Regions from separate parts of the Homo sapiens genome. Here region 2 is linked to region 1. Evidence: read pairs that join two places in POLR2A ChIA-PET (ENCODE). Cell type or tissue: Panc1. All regions are shown on one strand. Links, peaks and the distances in the headings refer to the core of each region. The heading gives the core; the rest is flanking DNA. Region 1 has its middle 340 kb from the start of LINC02403. Region 2 overlaps LRIG3-DT (LRIG3 divergent transcript).

What was found. Peaks named below come from ENCODE experiments on the same cell type or tissue, not always from the same donor. Only the 100,000 strongest peaks of a DNase experiment are listed, where the experiment ranks them.
Region 2: POLR2A ChIA-PET joins it to region 1 with 11 read pairs; 5 of 35 experiments call an interaction of 5 or more read pairs at or near these places.

The regions. Positions count from the first base shown.
Region 1 is chr12:58,419,843-58,430,121 of GRCh38, reverse strand. No RefSeq gene overlaps it. Among named protein-coding and RNA genes, the nearest start is that of LINC02403, 340 kb to the right of the region's middle. RefSeq lists enhancers at 3,709-3,828, 4,009-4,088, 4,093-5,040. In Panc1, for the core only: no CTCF peak of the experiment used is centred there; a DNase peak (open chromatin) is centred at 4,371; H3K4me3 peaks cover 986 bases; H3K27ac peaks cover 5,819 bases.
Region 2 is chr12:59,035,822-59,046,100 of GRCh38, reverse strand. The region is part of intron 2 of LRIG3-DT (LRIG3 divergent transcript); the gene reads right to left. Among named protein-coding and RNA genes, the nearest start is that of LRIG3-DT, 120 kb to the right of the region's middle. In Panc1, for the core only: no CTCF peak of the experiment used is centred there; DNase peaks (open chromatin) are centred at 4,080, 4,310, 4,330 and 4,788.

The DNA.
Region 1 (10,279 bases), core at 744-8,743:
CAGCTTAAGGAAATTTTGGGCTGAGACAATGGGGTTTTTTAAATATACAATCATGTCATCTGCAAACAGAGACAATTTGACTTCCTCTCTTCCTATTTGAATACCATTCATTTCTTCTCTTGCCTGATTGCCCTGGCCAGAACTTCCAATACCATGTTGAATAGGAGTGGTGAGAGAGGGCATCCTTGTCCTGTGCCAGTTTTCAAATGGAATGCTTCCAGCTTTTGCCCATTATTATATTGGCTGTGGATTTGTCATAAATGGCTCTTATTATTTTTAGATACATTCCATCAATATCTAATTTATTGAGTTTTTAGCATGAAGCGGTGTTGAATTTTATCGAAGGCCTCTTCTGCATCTATTGAGATAATCATGTGGTTTTCGTTATTGGTTCTGTTTATGTGATGGATTATGTTTATTGATTTGCATATGCTGTACCAGCCTTGCATCCCAGGGATGAGGCCGACTTGATCGTGGTGCATAAGCTTTTTGATAGGCTGCTGGATTTGGTTTGCCAGTATTTTATGGAGAATTTTCACATTGATGTTCATCAGGGATATCAGCCTGAAATTTTCTTTTTTTGTTGTGTCTCTGCCAGGTTTTGATATCAGGATGATGCTGGCCTCATAAAATGAGTTAGGGAGGAGTCCCTCTTTTTCTATTGTTTGAAATAGTTTCAGAAGTAATGGTACCAGCTCCTCTTTGTACCTCTGGCAGAAGTTGGCTGTGAATCCGTCTGGTCCTAGGCTTTATTGGTTGGTAGGCTATTAATTACTGCCTCTATTTCAGAACTTGTTATTGGTCTATTCAGGTATTTAACTTCTTCCTGGTTTAGTCTTGGGAGGGTGTGTTGTGTCCAGGAATTTATCCATTTCTTCTAGATTTTCAGTTTATTTGCATATAGGTGTTTATAGTATTCTCTGATGGTAGTTTGTATTTCTGTGGGATCAGAGATGATCTCCCCTGTATCATTTTTTATTGCATCTATTTGATTCTTCTCTCTTTTCTTCTTTATTAGTCTGGCTAGCGGTCTATCTATTTTGTTAATCTTTTCAAAAAATCAGCTCCTGGATTCACTGATTTTTTGAAAGGTTTTTCATATCTCTATCTCCTTCAGTTCTGCTCTGATCTTAGTTATTTCTTGTCTTCTGCTAGATTTTGAAATTGTTTGCTCTTGCTTCTCTAGTTTTTTTAATTAGATCTTTCCTGCTTTCTCCTGTGGGCATTTAGTGCTATAAATTTCCTTCTAAACACTGCTTTAAATGTGTCCCAGAAATTCTGGTACGTTGTGTCTTTGTTCTCATTGGTTTCAAAGAACTTATTTATCTCTGCCTTAATTTTGTTATTTACCCAGTAGTCATTCAGGAGCAGGTTATTCAGTTTCCATGTAGTTGTGTGGTTTTGAGTGAGTTTCTTAATCTTGAGTTCTAATTTGATTGCACTGTGGTCTGAGAGACTGTTTGTTATTATTTACATTCTTTTGCATTGCTGAGGAGTGTTTTATTTCCATTTATGTGGTCAATTTTAGAATAAGTGCAATGTTGTACTGAGAAGAATATATATTCTGTTGATCTGGGGTGGAGAGTTCCATAGATGTCTATCAGGTCCGCTTGATCCAGAACTGAGTTCAAGTCCTGAATATCCTTGTTAATTTTCTGTCTCGTTGCTCTATTATTGACAGTGGGGTGTTAAAGTCTCCCACTATTATTGTGTGGGAGTCTAAGTCTCTTTGTAGGTCTCTAAGAACTTGCTTTATAAATCTGGGTGCTCCTGTATTGGGTACATATATATTTAGGATAGTTAGCTCTTCTTGTTGAATTCATCCCTTTACCATTATGTAATGCCCTTCTTTGTCTTTTTGATCTTTGTTGATTTAACGTCTGTCTTATCGGAGACTAGGATTGAAACTCCTGTTTTTTTTTCTTTTGCTTTCCATTTGCTTGGTAAATATTTCTCCATCCCTTTATTTTGATCCTATGTGTGTCTTTGCACTTGAGATGGGTCTCCTGAATACAGCACACCAATGGGTCTTGACTCTTTATCCAATTTGCCAGTCTGTGTCTTTTAATTGGGGCATTTAGCCCATTCACATTTAAGGGTAATATTGTTATGTGTGAATTTGATCCTGTCATTATGATGCTACCTGGTTATTTTGCCCATTAGTTGATGCAGTTTCTTCATAGTGTTGATGATCTTTACAATTTGGTATGTTTTTGCAGTGGCTGGTATGGGTTTTTCCTTTGCATATTTAGTGCTTCCTTCAAGAGGAGCTCTTGTAAGGCAGGCCTGATGGTGACAACATCTTTCAGCATTTGCCTGTCTGTAAAGGATTTCATTTCTCCTTCACTTATGAAGCTTAGTTTGGCTGGATATGAAATTCTGGCTTGAAAAATTCTTTTATATAAGAATGTTGAATATTGGCCCCCACTCTCTTCTAGCTTGTTAGGTTTCTGCAGAGAGATCCACTGTTAGTCTGATGAGCTTCCTTTTGTGGTAACCCGACCTTTCTCTGGCTGCCCTTAATATTTTTTCCTTCATTTCAAACTTGGCAAATCTGACTATTATGTGTCTTTGGGTTGCCCTTCTCAAGGAATATCCTTGTGGTGTTCTCTGTATTTCCTGAATTTGGATGTTGGCCTGTCTTCCTAGGTTGGGGAAGTTCTCCTGGATAATATCCTGAAGAGTGCTTTCCAACTTGGTTCCATTCTCCTTGTCACTTTCAGGTACACCAATCAAACATAGGTTTGGTCTTTTCACAAAGTCCCATATTTCTTGGAGGCTTTCTTCATTCCTTTTTATTCTTTTTTCTCTATTCTTGTCTTCACACTTTATTTCATTAAGTTGAACTTCAATCTCTGATATCCTTTCACCCACTTCACTGATTCAGCTATTGATACTTTGTATGCTTCACGAAGTTCTTGTGCTGTGTTTTTCAGCTCCTTCAGGTCATTTATGTTTTCTCTAAACTGGTTATTCTAGTTAGCAATTCCTCTAACCTTTTTTCAAGGTTCTTAGCTTCTTTGCATTGGGTTAGAACATGCTCCTTTAGCTCGGAGGAATTTGTTATTACCCACCTTCTGAAGCCTACTTCTGTCAATTCATCAGACTCATTCTCCATCCAGTTTTGTCCCCTTGCTGGTGAGGAGTTGTGATCCTTTGGAGGAGAAGAGGCGTTCTGCTTTTTGGAATTTTCACCCTTTTTGTGCTGGTTTTTCCTCATCTTCGTGGTTTTATCTACCTTTGGTTTTTCATGTTAGTGACCTTCAGATGGGGTTTCCGTGTGGACGTCCTTTTTCTTTATGTTTATGCTATTCCTTTCTATTTGTTAATTTTCCTTCTAACAGGCCCCTCTGATACAGGTCTGCTGGAGTTTGCTGGAGGTCCACTCCAGACCCTGTTTGCCTGGGTATCACTAGCAGAGGCTGCCAAACAGCAAAGATTGCTGCCTGTTCCTTCCTCTGGAAGCTTCGTCCCCCAGAGGGGCACCCACAAGATGCCAGCTGGAGCTCTCCTGTATGAGATGTCTGTCGACCCCTGCTGGGAGATGTCTCCCAGTCAGGAGGCATGGGGGTCAGGGACCCACTTGAGGAGGCAGTCTGTCCCTTAGCAGAGCTCAAGGGCTGTGCTGAGAGATCCTCTGCTTTCTTTAGAGCCAATGGGCAGGAATGTTTAAGTCTGCTGAAGCTGTGCCCACAGCCGCCCCTTTCCCCAGGTGTTCTGTCCCAGGGAGATGGGAGTTTTATCTATAAGCCCCTGACTGGGGCTGCTGCCTTTCTTTCAGAGATGCCCTGCCCAGAGAGGAGGAATCTAGAGAGGCAGTGTGGCTACAGAGGCTTTGTGGAGCTGCGGTGGGCTCCGCCCAGTTCGAACTTCCTGGCAGCTTTGTTTACACTCAGTTGGAAATGCAGAAATCACAGGCCTTCTGTGTTGATTTCACTGGGAACTGCAGACCAGAGCTGTTCCTATTCAGCCATACAGAGTCTCCCTCTTGGCAGCTCTTCAGAATAGAAGCCATGTCTCAGGCAGCAATGTGGCCAGATAGAAAGTTGGTGTTTCCTGTGCAAAAGAGTTAATCTTTGCAAGTGTGGTTCTGAGAAGTTGGTGGGAGACCCTATCTCTGCCAGTCATGGCAAAATACAGTCTGGGCAGGTTTCCAAGTTCAGCTGACATTCCTAAGCCAATGAGAAGTGTCCAAGATGGTTTCCAGCTTTCTCTCCAAGGGTAAGAGTTGAATGTGTTGACTGACCTTTACCAGCACGAACACATTTGCCATTTGACTCTGAGGAATAAATGGGTGACCTGACTGTGGGCACAGAGCTGAAGGCTGATTCTCCAGAAAACTCACCATCAGTTTGCTCAGCAACGCTGCTGACTCGGAACACATTTTGTTTTTTCTTTTTGAAACTGCACCATGCATTCTTGAAAGCATGACTCAACCTTACCAGCAGTCTCAGTGAGCTTGAAATGGCCTCAACTAGAGGATTTATAGCCTTTGCAAACACAGGGCACATTTCTTTGTTTCCTTTCAGAAACTGAGAAGTGATTCATTTTCAGTAAACAAAGAGAGGATTACCAACACATTTACTAGTCTGAAATTCAGCTTCCATTGAATGCAATTCCTTTAGTTCCTAGTAAAGGCATTGTGCATTTCAAACAGCTATCTTTCTTCTTTAATCCACTTTCTTTCTTCCTAGTGTGGAAAAGATATATAATTTAGCCCTCACTCAAATACAAATAAGATGAGTTTCAAAGGCCATTCAGGCCCTAATGTGTGTCCTTTGCAAGAACAAGAAACTGTGATTCTGAAGAATTTAAATACAGATACTGTTGGCAGCCAGAGATGTTTTCTGCTGTTGGAATGCAAAAGAAAATATTACTTTATAGCTGCACTGTGCCACTCCTGACATTGATGGGTCTTGTATTCACCAGAGGAGGGAAAATTAAAATATCTTACCTGTCTACACAGTATCCTTGGTGGTTACACAACAATAAAATATTCAGCAGTCTGATACCTTTACTGTTAAAACTGAAATACCAAATTGAAACTGGTTGAGAATGTGTGCAGTCTATTGTGTTCCTACTTTCTTTAGATTAGCTTTCTATCACAATAACTGCATTCAGTAGGGCTCATATTGTCTCAATTATAAAGTCAACTCCAGACATTAGCACTAGATTGCTTCAGCGAATCTCAAATATTTTTAACTGTTGACAAAAGTTTCAGTTTCATTATGCCAAGTTCCAGAGTAAAACTATGGTAATGTAATCACTTCTCAGACTTTCATTATTTGCATGTTCCCAGAAAATCATTATAACTTTCTAGAATTATCCTGAATGGTTCAAAGTAAGCAGTTTTCAAGTCAGTAGGAATTGCAGAGGCAGCTGATAGTCACTTATCCATTTGTTTATTAGAAATATGTCACAGCCAATTTTTGACATGAATCTTCTCATTTTCAGAAGAATGTTAGAAATAGCTCAGCTAATGTACCATAAAAGTTCAAATTTTGATAATGAAACTAAAAGCCATATTAACAAATGAACCCACTGCTTTATGCACCAGAAAGTGAGAATTTTATGTTCCCATTTTTTCCCTTGTATGGTATCCACAAATTTTCTTGACAGAAACTCAGCATCAATTCAGAAAAATTCTTTTTGACTGAATATTTTTAGTCATATGTTCCCTATTTAAGGTGTAGGACAGGAAAAAGGATTTTCTCTTTACTTTCATAGTTTTTAGTTGAATGGGCCCTTATAACAAAAGACAGATTGATAAGAAAAGAACACACAATTTTATTAACATGTAACCTCATGTATACATGGGAGCTATCTAGAGAAATCACTAAATCTCAAAGAGATGGTTTAGACTTGGGTTTACAGACAATCTACCACTGAAAGAAAGAAAGAATGGTATGGGAAAAGCATAGTAAATAAGAGAAAAGTTTGTTATGCAGATTTAAGTGGGTGCCTTCTCCATTGATAAGAGTCTTAAATGATTTATAATCATACATCTCTTCTTGGCTAGGGGTTGGGGGGCAGGGAGAGAGAGAGAGAGAGAGAGAGAGAGACAGACAGACAGAGAGATAGCTTTACAAATTGAGATTTTTTGTATAGATGTTAATTTCCCTCGCAAAAAGGGTAGCTTTAACTCTGTTTTCAGAGTTTCTCATGTGTCTGCCATTTCTCAAAATAATTAGTTCAAAATAACCCTTATGCCAAAAAGGCATATTTTAGGGTGGCATATTCTGTTCTCCTACAAAGGCTATTGTTGGGGCTCAGAAACAATACCCCCAAATATGGCATTTTTGACATGCTGCACTGAAGAAACCTTCAAGGTCTCTATGACCTCTCCTAGACATTGAAGTTCCTTTATCTGCCTAAGATCCAGACCTCCAAGGAGAACAATTTTTCTTGTTCCCCTCTGTGGCCATTACAGAAAAGATGACCAAGAATGAAACTACACCTGAACAAACCCCTTTTTTCAATAAGATAATGACTGTCTCCAAGGATCATTTAAATTTCAAACAGAAATATTTGCAAGTTAATTTCTGTTTCCCTGGATCCAGTCCTTCTCCCTAGTAATCATTTATTGCTGGTTAGTAGAATTCCTCTTCTCCCTTTCCTGTAACCTGTTCTGTCCATCCAACCCCCCATTCTTTCTGCAAGTTTCTGTACCTCATTGCGAGGTTGGGTCTTCATTCTGAAGGCTCCCATGCATACACATTAAATAAATTTGTGTGTCTTTTCTCCAACTAATCAATCTGCCTTATGTCAGTGATTTTTTCATCAAACCACTGGGTGGACAACGACCTTGGGCCCAACACTGTCTATTGGAGTTCAGGAATATCATCCGAAGAGGAAGGAGCATTTCACTTTATAATTTTTGGATTTTTAAACTGCTAGCTTCATTAGACTGAGTGTGGGGAGTAAAATCCTCTATTTTAAAATCCACATATTTCCATTTACTGACATAAGGTTTGATTGCATTGAATAATGAGATAGCTCTGTAGCCATGTAATAAAAATAGTGGGAGTAGCCACACAAGAATCTACTATCTGTAAGTGATCTGTTTTAGCCACAGGTTCATAAATGCCATTAAATAGCAAGAAGAACTTTATTTGCCAAAATACTAACAATATCAGAGTTTTTTTAATGGAAAGAATCTAAAAACACTTTCTAGAACATCTAATATTTCAAATATCTCAGACATTATTCTGATGTAAATTTGTGCTCCTGAATAAATTACCTATACCAGAGATTTCTATCATGTGGAAAGCTTTTTAAAAATGCAAGCTCCTGAAACTGACTTTGCAAAAATTATAACTGAGGATATTATGACAGTGAAAGAAGTCAGACCTAACCAACTCCATCTTGCTTTAAGCTGTCCTTGTTCATTCCTGGGTGTCCACCAAATTAACCTTGGGAAGGAAGTTAGTTTATAGTTTGACTCTGAAACAAAAGTGTTAATAGTCCTTTTCCAAAAAGACCCCCGTTTTGCCTGCGGACCAGTCTGCCTTTGTAAGACTAACAAATTAGCTACAAGATTGGAAACTACGGTTTAGGGGCCAGGCAGCAAGGGTCTGAACCTCCCCAGATTGCTCCTGGGGATAACATCACTATTGTAAAACCTAAGATCAGTGCTTGAGATATTTTGCAGACCCTGTGCTCAGTGGATCAGCTGACACCACCCAAACTGATAATCTGGCTCAACCAATTCTGTGATCCCACCCAGGAACAGAAGACAGCAAGAAAAACTCACTTCAACCCCACTATAATTCCATTTGCCACCTAACCAATCAGCACTCCCCACTTCCGGAGCCCCTACCTGCCAAATTATCCTTAAAAACTCTGATCCTCAATGCTTGGGGAGACTGACTGCAGTAATGATAAAACTCTGATCTCCCATACACAGCTGGCTTTGCATGAATTACTCTTTCTCCATTGCAATTCCCCTGTCTTGGTAAATTGGCTCTGCCTGGGCAGCGGGCAAGGTGAACCCACTGGGCAGTTACATTCCTAAGCCTTACACCAGATCCACAAAATCAGAATCTCCAAGGGTAGAGCCCGTGAATCACTTTTTTAAAATTCTCTATCATTCTGATCATTGCTAATCATTGGTCATAGATGGGATTTAAAATCTTAGTTTAATTTGTTATACAGATTTGATCTTAAATATTTAGATTCTGTTTATACCCTTAATTACATCTAGAATAATCCTAAAATGTACATTTTGTATTTTTTAAATAAATCATTAACAAAATTTAAATTTTGCACTTGAAAACTTTTCACAGGTTTTATTCTACTTATGATAGAATGTGTAGGTTTTAAAAATTATCATATGATATGATTAATAACACAATTCAAAGGTTTATATATGTCAGTGGTTTTATCACAACTCAAAAATTTCTAGTAATTACTGCTTTGAGCCCCATTTAGCCTAAGAGTGCTAATTTGGCCCTGTGTGTTATTGAGCTTTATTAATTAACTCATCACCATGCATTTTATAAGTTCACAATTTATTTAGTGTGGTAGGAAAACAGATAAGCAGCAGCAAACAAACTTATTAATGCCGGTATATGTTGTTTTATTTGTTGTTTGCTTTCATTTTTTTATGTGATTTTAGCTTGCACCACCATGAACCAGGAAACCTGGCCATACATTGTACACTAACTCGTGTTGATTCAGCACAATGAATGAACATCTCCTTTAAGTGGAATATAAATGACCATTTTAGATGGTGGCAATGACTGCTAATTGTCCTACCTGTCAGTCCCGGCCTCCAGCCTGTCCCCAAGATTATATGGGACAGAAATATCTGTCTTATTTAAGCCACTGCTATCTTGTCTCTGTTACAACCAACACCTAACTAATACACAGCGAATGGTACTCATTGTGTCCATTTTTAGGACGCTCTACATCCTTTTCTGTCATTTTGACATTGATAGCATTTGGGATGATGTCAATTCTGCACACACAACGTACAAAACATCTACTAAATAAGGCAATAGAGCTTATGCTGCTATAATATTTATGTTAATGAAGGTACTGTACACCTACAGCAGAGATGAAGCTAAACCGCAAGCTCATAATACATAAATGAATCTTAGATTTGGGGATTTAGACATTGAAAGAATTGCAGTCCTTCCCTGGGCTAACGGTATCTGTAACAACTCATTCTGAATAACATCCTAGGGAAGAGGAAAGGGAATAACTGGATAATCAGAAACCAAGAATTTTTAATGTGTATATGCATAAATTTATGAATACTAACTGAAACTCTCAGTTAAAAGACAGCTACAACTGTGCACATATTGAGCCAATTTTTAACTGGACCATTGGCCCTTGATGGAAATGATTAAAGTATCTTTGAGAGCTGTTGCACGGATCAGCAACAGGGTGTTTTCCACAGTAAAGGGGAGAACTAGACCACATTCTGCCCCGGGGAATGATACGTGGCAGATATGAATCTAGGTTGGAGGAACTTGGCTCCTGCTGGAAGATTTTCTTTCTAAAAATCATTTAGTAGCACAAATGAATGTTCAGTGTTTGTTTTGGATAAATGTTCACATGTGAGGTTACCCTGGGCAAAAGGACTAATCGCTCTTTCTTTCACCTGCTTTTTTCTTCTACTTTTATCTTGTACTCCAGCCTTAAAGGTGAATCTTTCAAATTTTGATTTACTGTATGATTTTCTTCTTTTTACCACATTTGAGTTTGGTTTTTGTCACTAATTTCTTTTATGTGGTTTCCAAGGCAATACATATTTTTGTAATGAATGTTTTTAAAACACCTCTTCTATTTTCCATTAGAGCTATCTACAGAACAATATCCTCTTATTTGCCTAGCAAACATATTTTATTGTGGATTGTTTGTGTTTTTCCATTTTAACCTACTTCTTTATACAATCAAACTTACAAAACGCCCTGTTTTATATAATGTGAGAAATAAAATACTGAGTGTTGGAAAGGTCCACTCCTGGTCTAATGCTCTATAGATCAGCACATCTCAGCTGCTCTTCCCCACATGTGCTGGCAAGATTCACTAGGGAAACTCCAGCATTTACTCAGTGAGCCAGTAAATGAAATGCTTCCTTAAAAATATCCAGATTACTTAGATAACCTAGAATGTTGCCATATAAAAGCACCTTTTCTGCTTAAAGGATCATCCTCCACCAGGTATAAGAATGTCTCTTTACTATGGAGTCACTTGTACATAGTCTAGTGCCTGACACTGGGTAAATGTTAAAATATTTGCTAAATGTTGCTGATTGCCAACAAATTACATG
Region 2 (10,279 bases), core at 936-8,935, 620 kb before region 1:
TCTATTGACACTTGTGATTTCAGGAAATACTTTCATGCCTCCTTAACGCAAACACTACTCTTCATCTTATCTCCGAAGTCCCAGAAATGGTCTGGCACATAATAGGTGGTCTTATTTATTTACTTAGTTAATTATTTAAATTTGGCCATTCTTTGAAAAACAACGATGTTCTTGATGACACCTCATCAAGGCTAGTTTATTTTCTTACTGTGAGGGCTTTATATTCCAATTTCCCAGTTTTGTAAGTGATTCTTCTTTATTTATTTACATCCAACTGAAATCCCTTTTGCTTTAATATAAGCCATGTTTTTCTCATACTCCGGAACAAACAAAATATTAATTAAGCATCCTTTATTTATGCATAATACTTTTTGCCCATCAATTCTTACTTCTAGGGTTCGACCTTCCCCCCATAACTCTGCTGTCTGCTTTTGCCAAAATAGAGCTTCATTTGCAATTGTGTTTGCAGGCCTGTGTTTGTGTGTATGTGTGTGTATACTGTGTGGTAAGGGTGGCTGTGCTAAATGGAGATGGCAAATTGATTATTATCCTAACTCTTCTCAAGAAACTCATGAGTTATGCACGACCATTCGATGGCTAATGCGGGCATAGGACATTCTTAGGAACAGAGAAGCAGATGCTGGCAAATTTCAATGCCCTGTAGTAAACTACATTTGAAAAGCAGTAGCTAAAATATATATTTTTAAATACAGGTATAAAACAAAAATAGGGGCATAAGACAAAAATGAATTTATACAACCGTAAACCAAATAGATATGTGTAACCTATTTTTTGTGGTTAGTATAACCAGATGCTGGAAAAGTATACCAGGAATCACGGTGGGGATGAGGGAAACTGGAAATTTCTAACAACTGAGAGGACCTAGGTTTGTTTGATGCCAAGATATGCTTTCCCACTACACTTCCTCTTAATTATCATATTCTTAAATCTCTTAAAATATACCACCTTCCATTAGAAATGCTGTTTATTATCTACAAAGGATAAAATACCTTTAAAATTCTCTGCTACTTACTAATTGGGAGCCTGGTTAGAATGTCCAAACCTCAGTTATCTCATGTCTTAAAGGAATGTATTATACTTTCTAGGACTGCTTTAAAGATTAATTGAGATAATGTCTATAAACACCTGGCAAATAATACAAGTTCAGTAAATATAGGTTGATATTTTCTTGGCACATTACTTTTGGCATTGTAAACCCTGCCCCTCCCCCGAATATTGGTGGAATGTATGCGTGCATAACAATAAACTGGAGTAGACTTTTTAAAAGAATAAATACTTCAAAAACAAGCTTTTACATAGAAGCCATTTTGAAAGAGCTTCCAATAGTCAAATATACAACAATTTGAGCAATAAAATAAAAATGTGGTATTAGATTATAACCCAAAATATAAAATAAATATAAATGAGTCTATCCTGATATAAATTAGTAAAATAAAAAAGGAAGGGACAAATGTCTTTTATGAAAGGATTCCGATTAAGATATGTAGATACTCCCTATGCCGGTTTAATCATCTCTCCTGTCTTGAGTCTGGGCTGCATTTAGGACTTAGTGACCCTCTTACAAAGTATACAGTGGGGAAAGGAGAAAAACTTTACAGTGAAAAGACCTGAAAAACACTACATGAAACAAGCAATCAAGGTTAACGTCGCCAGTGGTGGTAGGTCACAGTACTTCATAAAACTCCATGACCCCAATCTGACCATGAGAAAAACATGAGACAAACCCAAATTGGGGGGCATTCTTCTAAATATCTGACCAGTATTCTTCAAAACTACCAAGATCATGAAAATAAAGAAAGTCTCAGACACTGTCACAGACCCAAGGTGACTGAGAAGATGTGAGGACTAAATGCAAGGTGAAATCCTGGGTTGGATCCCAGAACACAAAAAAGACATTAATGGAAAAACTGGTGAAATCCAAATAAAGTCAGTAGCATATTTAGTAGTAATGTACCCATTTAGTAGTAATGCACCCAAAAAATTAAATAAATGAGGAATTATGCACAATTCTATAAGGTGTTAACATTAGGAGAAACTGGGTAAAATGTATTAAAACTATGTACTATTTTTGCAACATTTTCTAAATCTAAAATTATCCCAAAGCAAAAACTGTATCTTAGAAAAAAAAACGAAAATCTTTATATGTAGCATCATGCATTCTTCATTAGCTAATTTCAAACATAAAGAAAATCCACCCAAGAAACTGAAATTCTGCCTCTTCTGTTCATCTGTAATATTATAATACAGTGTTTAGTGAAGCTGTGAGGCTTAATCAACTCGAAACGCAACATCACAAAGCTCTTTGAAATCCCAAGATGAAAGAAAATTATATAACTATGTAAATAAAGTCTTAGTTTGACCATTCAAAATGTTTCTCGGTACATACCTAAATAAAGAAATGAATCTGTGAGCTGTTTTCTCTAAACAAATACATTCTGTGTGTAATGATTAGTGCACAGTGCCAAAATACCTTATGGGAAGTTGCAAAATCCAATCAACTTAATTATTAAACATCTTGTGTCATGCAGTCCCACCCCCACAAAAAGTATTCTTGCTTACCACACCTGTATTTTTGCTTTTTGCTTTTTAAGGTATTAAAATTTAGACTGCATTCAGGAGCAGAATGGTACTTAACTTTCTATTTGAAAACTGTCAGGCAGCACTTTTAACGTATTGTGGGATGAGACCCATTGTATGATTGGTATTCCATCAAAATTACCACTCTGCAGAAATGATTCAATTTAGTTGGAGTAGCTAAATTGCCTTCATGTGACTTCCATATTTTTCGACACATTTCCCATTGTCTAATACTTAGGGTCATTACTGGATAATATTAATATTAAACAGGGACTCTGTTCTCTGTGGTTCTAGAGACTCTCTCAGACATCTGACACCCTTAGCCCCAGCCTTTGACCTTCGACATCATAAAGTTTACATTTTTGGTTTCAATTGACAAACTTATAATAGACTGTCATATTTTTGGTTAAACATGGCTGTAGCTATTAATACTTCCACACTACATTATATTTAATTTGGTCAGTGCAAACTAATGGTCAATCTGGTGAACAAAAGTTTTAGTTCAACTGTTGACCGAGCTGTGCAGCTTTTATTGTTTGCTTCATTAGAAGGTTGATCCCACTAATCCAAAATGAACTTAATTAGGATGTCTTTTTTGCTTGTTCTCAAAACATGTATTTAAAATTCAGGTCATATAACAGGGAAAGCATGGGCTTTAAAGTCATGCAGATCTTCCTGACAACTTTATTAACTAGCTGTGTGACCTTGGCAAGCCACTTGACCGCTCCAATCCTCAATTTCTTTTTCTGTAAAATGATCATAAAAAATATTAACCTTACATAGCTATTGTGAGGATGAAATAGATTAAAATGTGCAAAAGTACTTAGCATGATGCCCGACTCAATAAGTCTCCTTTCAACACTAAAATGATGTTAGAGACTGTAGTTACATTCCAAGTAGTTCACAAAAACCAAGACAGCCACACTATGTAACAGAAATATGTCTATCTCAATGAAAAAAAAATAAAAGAAATCATATTGTTGCCACATGTCTAATTAATGCAACATAGGAAATAAAAAATTAAATAAATGAGGAATTAAAGTTGTGTTCCTACATGCAACTTAAACATCTTGATTATTGGTGCTTGAAAGAAAGGTATATTTCGTAATGAAAGTTAAAAGTCCCTGAAGCTTTTCTAGTGGTTTTTTTATCTAATAAATATTATCATTTTCCAGGCTGGGCACTGGAAAAAGGGAAAAAAAATTATGCAGTGAGCAAATGAAGATGGGAACACTTCACTCTTGTTGCTTACAGTCTGGTGAGGGAGATATTTAAGAACAGATTTATACTTTCAGGCTGAGATAAGATCCCTGATGATGCAGTGAATAGAATGATGGAGATAATGATTTCCCTGGATGGTGGAAAAGGAGTAAGGACATGGTAGGGAATCCAGAACCAACTGACAAAGGCAGAGTGTTTATATGTGAGAGTGATCTATGGGATAAAACGTTAACTGACTTGTAATTGGTGAAAACAAGAGTGAGGATTTGTTGGTGCTTCCCCACAGGGAATGACTCAGGAAGGGAAAGAATGAAATGGTGAGGAGATAGTGTTTCTCCTACATTGTGGCTAAACCTGGGAGGGAGCTGAGTGCAACCAGTTGTTTGCATGTAGAGATGTATGTTTGTGAGGCTGACATTGGCCACTAAGAAATGAATACAAAGGTAGTTGATCCCAGAACAGTATAGATGACCTGTTTTGGAAGAATACAAATATACATAAAGCATGCCTGGACAATAACAGTATTAGCAATAGGGCTGTACCAGAACCATGAGCTTTAGAAAGGATAGTTACAGTCAGCAACCAAAAAAAAAAAAGGATGTTTTCTTTACATGAAAAATGCTTCAAACCTGTGTGAGTAATTCTGGAATTTTCAATAAGCCCAGTTGTTATAAGGAATGACTCACTCTTGCCTAATAAGTGAAAGAATGAAGTTTTAGAAACAAAATCATCTGTTCCCCAGCCGGAATGGTTTATTTCACAACTGAAAGTTTAACATTAAACAAATATAACTCAAGTCACAATGCAATGATGATTGATGTTTTTCATCAACATCCAATTATCATTCCATCAAACACTGTTGTCTGGGCCAAGTAAAACATAGAGTATGCATCTAGAAAGGGTTATTCTCTACACCTTTTCAAAATCACTTGCAGGATATAACTACACTTACTGAATTTCTGACTTGTTAGAGCATGTCACAGGGAACCTCTCCAAGTGAATTTGGGTGTTGTGTTATCGCGTGTGCTTTCCAAAGTATATTAGTTGCTTTTGCTATTTGAACTTAAAAAGGAAGCCCCTTTCATTTCTTTAACTTACTCCTTTAGAATAATCTGCATCTGTGTTTTCTTTGTCTTTTGTTAGCTGTGAAGGCAGCTACTTAGGTATCAGGCATGATGGTAGGCTGTGGTGTGAGGTCTTGTAGGAGGTGAGGGAAACTGGTGGGATTTCAGGAAAACAAAAACAAAATAAAAACATCCCTTTGACTGGGCTTCAAAGGAAGCCATCACATTCAGAAACAGCTCTTCAAGAAAACACAATCACTTCCCATTTTGTTCTGTGCTAAGCCAGTGGTTCAAAAGAGGAGTGATGGATGGCTTGGAGACTGCTGTAGTTAAAAAAAAAAAAAAAAAGAAAAAAAGCCTCACATTCCCAAGGATGCCTTTTGTCCCAGATCACTCTGCAAGCAGCTCCCTCAAAGAGCCAGGAAGCTTTCTCACCAATTCTCAACCTTCTCTCCTCTGGGAAGGCAGCAACAGCTGCTTCACCATCAGGAGTGACTTGCTGAGGAAGACAAAGAACGCACCTTTCCTGTCTGAAACTTCAGGGAGGGCTGAGCACTGAAATAAAATTAATTGCTCAAATTGGAACTTGGCCAGAACCCCAAGGCTAACAACGTACTGTTACAGGAGGGGGAAAAAAAGCTTTAATGAACTTAGGAAGAAGAGATCTAAAAATTATATCAAAACAGACAATACAACTTTTCCCGCCATGGCTTATTTCAGCAGGGAGTGACTTGGAAGGGAGGTGGGAGGGAAGAGTCTGGGTCTCCTGGAATTCTGGCTATCCAAAATCTGAATGAAATCATTGACTTTGCCTCACTTCTAAAAACTTGCTTCAACCTAGAATGATAATTAGGAAGCAGATCTGGTTTAATGTATTATTAATTTAATCTTAACCTTAGTTAAAATTCATAACTTCCTATTAAGGACATGGGTTCCTGTTGAACTGGCCTATCCCAAAGCTTATGAAGAATCTGTAAGATTGCACAAGCAGCATGCAGAGGCCTGAACCTAGCCCATGACAGGTTCTTCTCCCATCTCATCAGAGGGCCTCTGAGCACCGTCCCTGAGAACACAGGGAGAGGAGCACGCAGCCATGCAAATTTAAATTTAATTCCATTCAGCCAGCATTGGTGGGCCAGTTGGGTGCTAAGAGATGTTCAGTATCAAAAAGAGTATCACAGACAAGAGATGTTAATGAACCACTTTGGGCTTGGGGAACAAAGAGATAGGTAGCCTGTGATTTGAACCCAGAACATTAGAGGGAACCAGTACTGAGAGCACTGACTATAGAAATCGGCTCAGAAAGCACAGCCAGATGCACCAGATACAGCATACAAAGTTCAGAGATGGTCTGCGTGCATGTGCAGGATGCAATGTTTGCCTAGTGGAATAGTGGTCTCCCAGTGGCTGGGTATGGCCGATGACAAAGGACCCAGAGCAGGAGATGTTTGGCAAACAAGAGCCCTGGAGGTTATCATTAACTCTTTCAACAAATACATATATTGAGCATCTACTGTGTTATAGACATTGTGCTTAATGCTGGGGATATAAGTGATCAGCATGGTGGACACTGCTATCTAGGAACTTAGTTCACAGGGAATAGTAAGCCAGCGAAGGATCTGAATTTGTGGGCCAGATTCTAGTCTCCTCAGCAAGTAAACCAGAGGCCAGCCTTCATGTTGGAGTTCCCCATTCTAGATGGTGACAGGTTACAAATAAAGAACTAAAAAACAGGAAAATCAGTCTGCTAGATAACTAGTAGGCTTTCAAAGTAGGTTTCTCAGAGCTATCAAATGCCCCTGCATTGGCAAAGAACAGAGAGAAGAAAGAGGAGGGCTTCATTTGGACCAATATATCTATATACTTTCATCTGGCTTCCTTGTAAATAAACGTACTTTGTCCTGGTTGAAGAATACATTTCCTAATGGAGTGATTAAAATATCAAAGTAATACCATGCTCCAAGTTTGTCATTTAATAAATGGCAAATAAATGAAGCTTATTTATTTATTTAATAAAACAAATAATTCTTATGTATTTATTTTAAAATTAATAAGTGGCAAATAAATAAATTTTATTTCCCTTTTAGTAATTTTAAAAATACATAAATTGTATATATTCTATAAATATTTATCAAGCATTTACGATGTACTAGGAACTGTGCCAGATCCTCTAGATGCCAAGATTAAAATAACAAAAGTCCTGCCCTCAAAGAACTTGTAGTCAATTGGAGAAGACAGACAAGTAACTAGCTATTATAGCTATGCCTTAGCTGCCTTTTCTACCTCCATCCCTATCCTACTGGGATTCGAGTAGATCCAAGGTAGATTTAGGTGCTAGAGGTGAGAGTTCAGGCTAGACTAGGAAATCACAATGAAGGTGGACTGAAGCAGAAAGATCCACTTCAGAGTGAAATTGAGTTAAATGCATCAAGTGATTCAAAGGCTAAATTGAACACTAAGGTGAAGAAACAAGCCCAAAGTCTGCAATACTGGGTAGATCTAGAAGAAAGTGAGATGAAAATTGCAGAAGGAAACTGTGTGTGATAGAGACAGAGAAGAAGGTTGATCAAAAACTGAAAATATAGCTTATTGATCTCTAGCTTTATAGGGTTGGGAGGCTAGGCAAGTTTAGAAAAGTCAATACAGGGTAAAATAAAGACAAATGTATAAAGCTCTGGGAACATAAAGGAAGAGGACAGACCTCATTTGTGATGCAGCAGAGATGGTGAGAGTGGGCTTGTGGAGGTCTTCACAGATGAAGCAATGATGATTTGATTCTCTAAGCCTGAGCAGGAGTTAGCCAGACAGGGGAAGAAAAGGGCATTCCAGGCAGAGGCAACCCCCTATAAAATCACGGCAGCTTCAGAAACCTTGTCACAGTTGGCTTGATGGCTGGGCTTCTTAGGAGCAGCTGGAGATGAAGCTAAACTGAAGGCAGGAGTCAGATTGTTAATTTCATTTTAACTCTTTAATGAACTAGTTTAGGGAGAAAATTTTCATATTTATATAATTTGGATAGTTAACCTATAAATCACAAACTTTTAGATTCAGGGATAGTATAGAAAGTATCCAATAAAAATGTTTTTATTCACTCCCTTAAAAATAAGTTTCTATTTAGTCCACCATAAGCCAACTAGAATAATCTGTGACTTGCTAACAGTTGAATTTCGCATCCTTTCTTAGGAAAACATTAAATCTGCTTAGTTCAGTTAAAAAAGTGAACATAGCCATTTTCATGCCTCCTGATGAAATTATGGCCCCTTATATGATCCCAATACTTAATCACTGTTAAATATAAATTTAACTGCTGAGGGTTTAAGTTGCAAGGCTTGTATTTTTGGGTCTTCAACCTCTCATATATTTGTTTCCTCAAATTTTTCTGACTTTGAAATTGCATGAGATCGATTAAGTCATTAGCCACAAATTAAAGATTTGCCACAAGATTCTTCAGTCCTTTGTAGGCTAACATGTTGCTGCTGGCTGTTTATGGAGCTAATCTTAATCCAACATCAGGTTGCACTTGGTTACTGTTCCATCGTTTAATCAGTTGTTTGGGTGCTTGTGGTGGTGGTGGTGCGTAAAATACTGTTCTTAATTATAAAACTCCTATCCTTGGATCAACTTGTCCCAGATAACATTTGTTTCATCTTTATGCACATTCTTTTAAACATTACCAAATGTGCCATCACAGAAAATCACTGATTAAACATTTGGAACAAGTAGCTGGAATCATTTGGTGCTAACAGCAGCCAAGGCAGAGATGTGTGTTATGCAAAGCAGGAAACTGTGAGCACTTTCATCAGGTCTATTTATTGTTCAGCTTAGTTTATACTCTTTATTCTGGATGAATTAATAATAATCCTTTAGAATCACAGAGCACCTTTATTATAAGAATACAAAGCATTCTCTCATACCCTCTCTCTACTCATTTTGCAACATCCCCATAAAGCAGGAAGGGTCAGGTATTCAGACAGGAAACCAAAGCAGACGCTAAATGACTTTCCCCAGGACATATGGTTAGCCACAGACAGAACCATAACAAGAATGCGAGTCCCTTGACATCAAGGTCAATGTTGATGCCATCAGACTGGTGGTTCTCAAAGGATGATCTGTGAAGCCTCTCAGCTTATCCATAGTCTGGGGGTTGTGACGTTAAAGTAAGCCTAAAACACTTCCACTCATTGCTGCCATTAATTCCACACAATAAACATCTGGGATGTGACAATAGCTGTAATGCTGTTTGCTGATGTGAGGTCTCCCATCTTCAAAAAACATAAAAACAGTCCTTTCCTTGAACTTCCTTTGTGGGCTACTATTCATTTCATTCACTTCTTTCTTTCTTTCTTTTCTCCCTATCAAGAGCAGGACTCAGGCATGCAGGCTACAATGCTAGCACATCTTCAAACTAATAACTTAAATATTTGTTCAACACTTATTTAGTATAGATTGGTAGACACTGATTTCCTATTAGTAAATGTATTCTAGAAAAACAGATACAGAATAATTCACTTCAACTGGCTGACATAGGTTTAGTTCTTGTTCTTCAGTTTTATTTTTGCAATAATTTTCCAAATCAGATGACTTCTTAGGAAACATATTAAAGGATTTGAAATTTAGGCAATAAAATAAACCACTTGTTCCAGTAAACAGCACCACACCCATACATTATTCAGTTTCAGATTTAGCTATGACCGCTGAGTTAAGATTACTGAACTTTCGCATGTGTGCTGAAAAACACTACAACAAAAACCCAAAAACAAAACAAAAAACACAGAAAGAGAGATCAGCATCTAAGACAGGAAAGTTCTAAATATTCAGTGGAGGGCACAGTCCACTTTGCTGAGAGAAGGACCAGCTTTCATTTTGCTAGTTATGTGAAGAGCCCTGTGTAGAGCTTTAAAATCACTGGCACCATATTTCTGATTTTTTTTTCAAGATCTATAAATCTGTAGTCCTAACCTTTCTCACAGCTCCAGGTCCACATTCCAATGGCCTGATTGAGAAATCCACGTAGAATACACTGCTCTATATCAAACCCAGTAGGTCCAAACTAACTTAACATTTCTCCTTCAAACTCAACATTTCTCCTTTGAAGGAGCCACAAAAGTTCTATAAAGGACACACAAAAGTATTTTTTTTTTTCATTTACACTTCCTTCTGAAGGGCCACTAACTTTAGCGTTTACTCACTCATTCATTAAATAGTCCATTCAAGGTTCCTGAACACTATTCTAGGCACTAGAAAACCAGAGAACCTCAAGAAATAACCTAGTGAGAAATGATAGTTATCATCCAAAAATTATAATTATTTCAACTGCTCCACCCTAGCTCTGTGACCTCTTCCCTAAACAACTGCACTTCTCTTGGACCTTAATCTATCTGTTTCTTTCCTGAGTC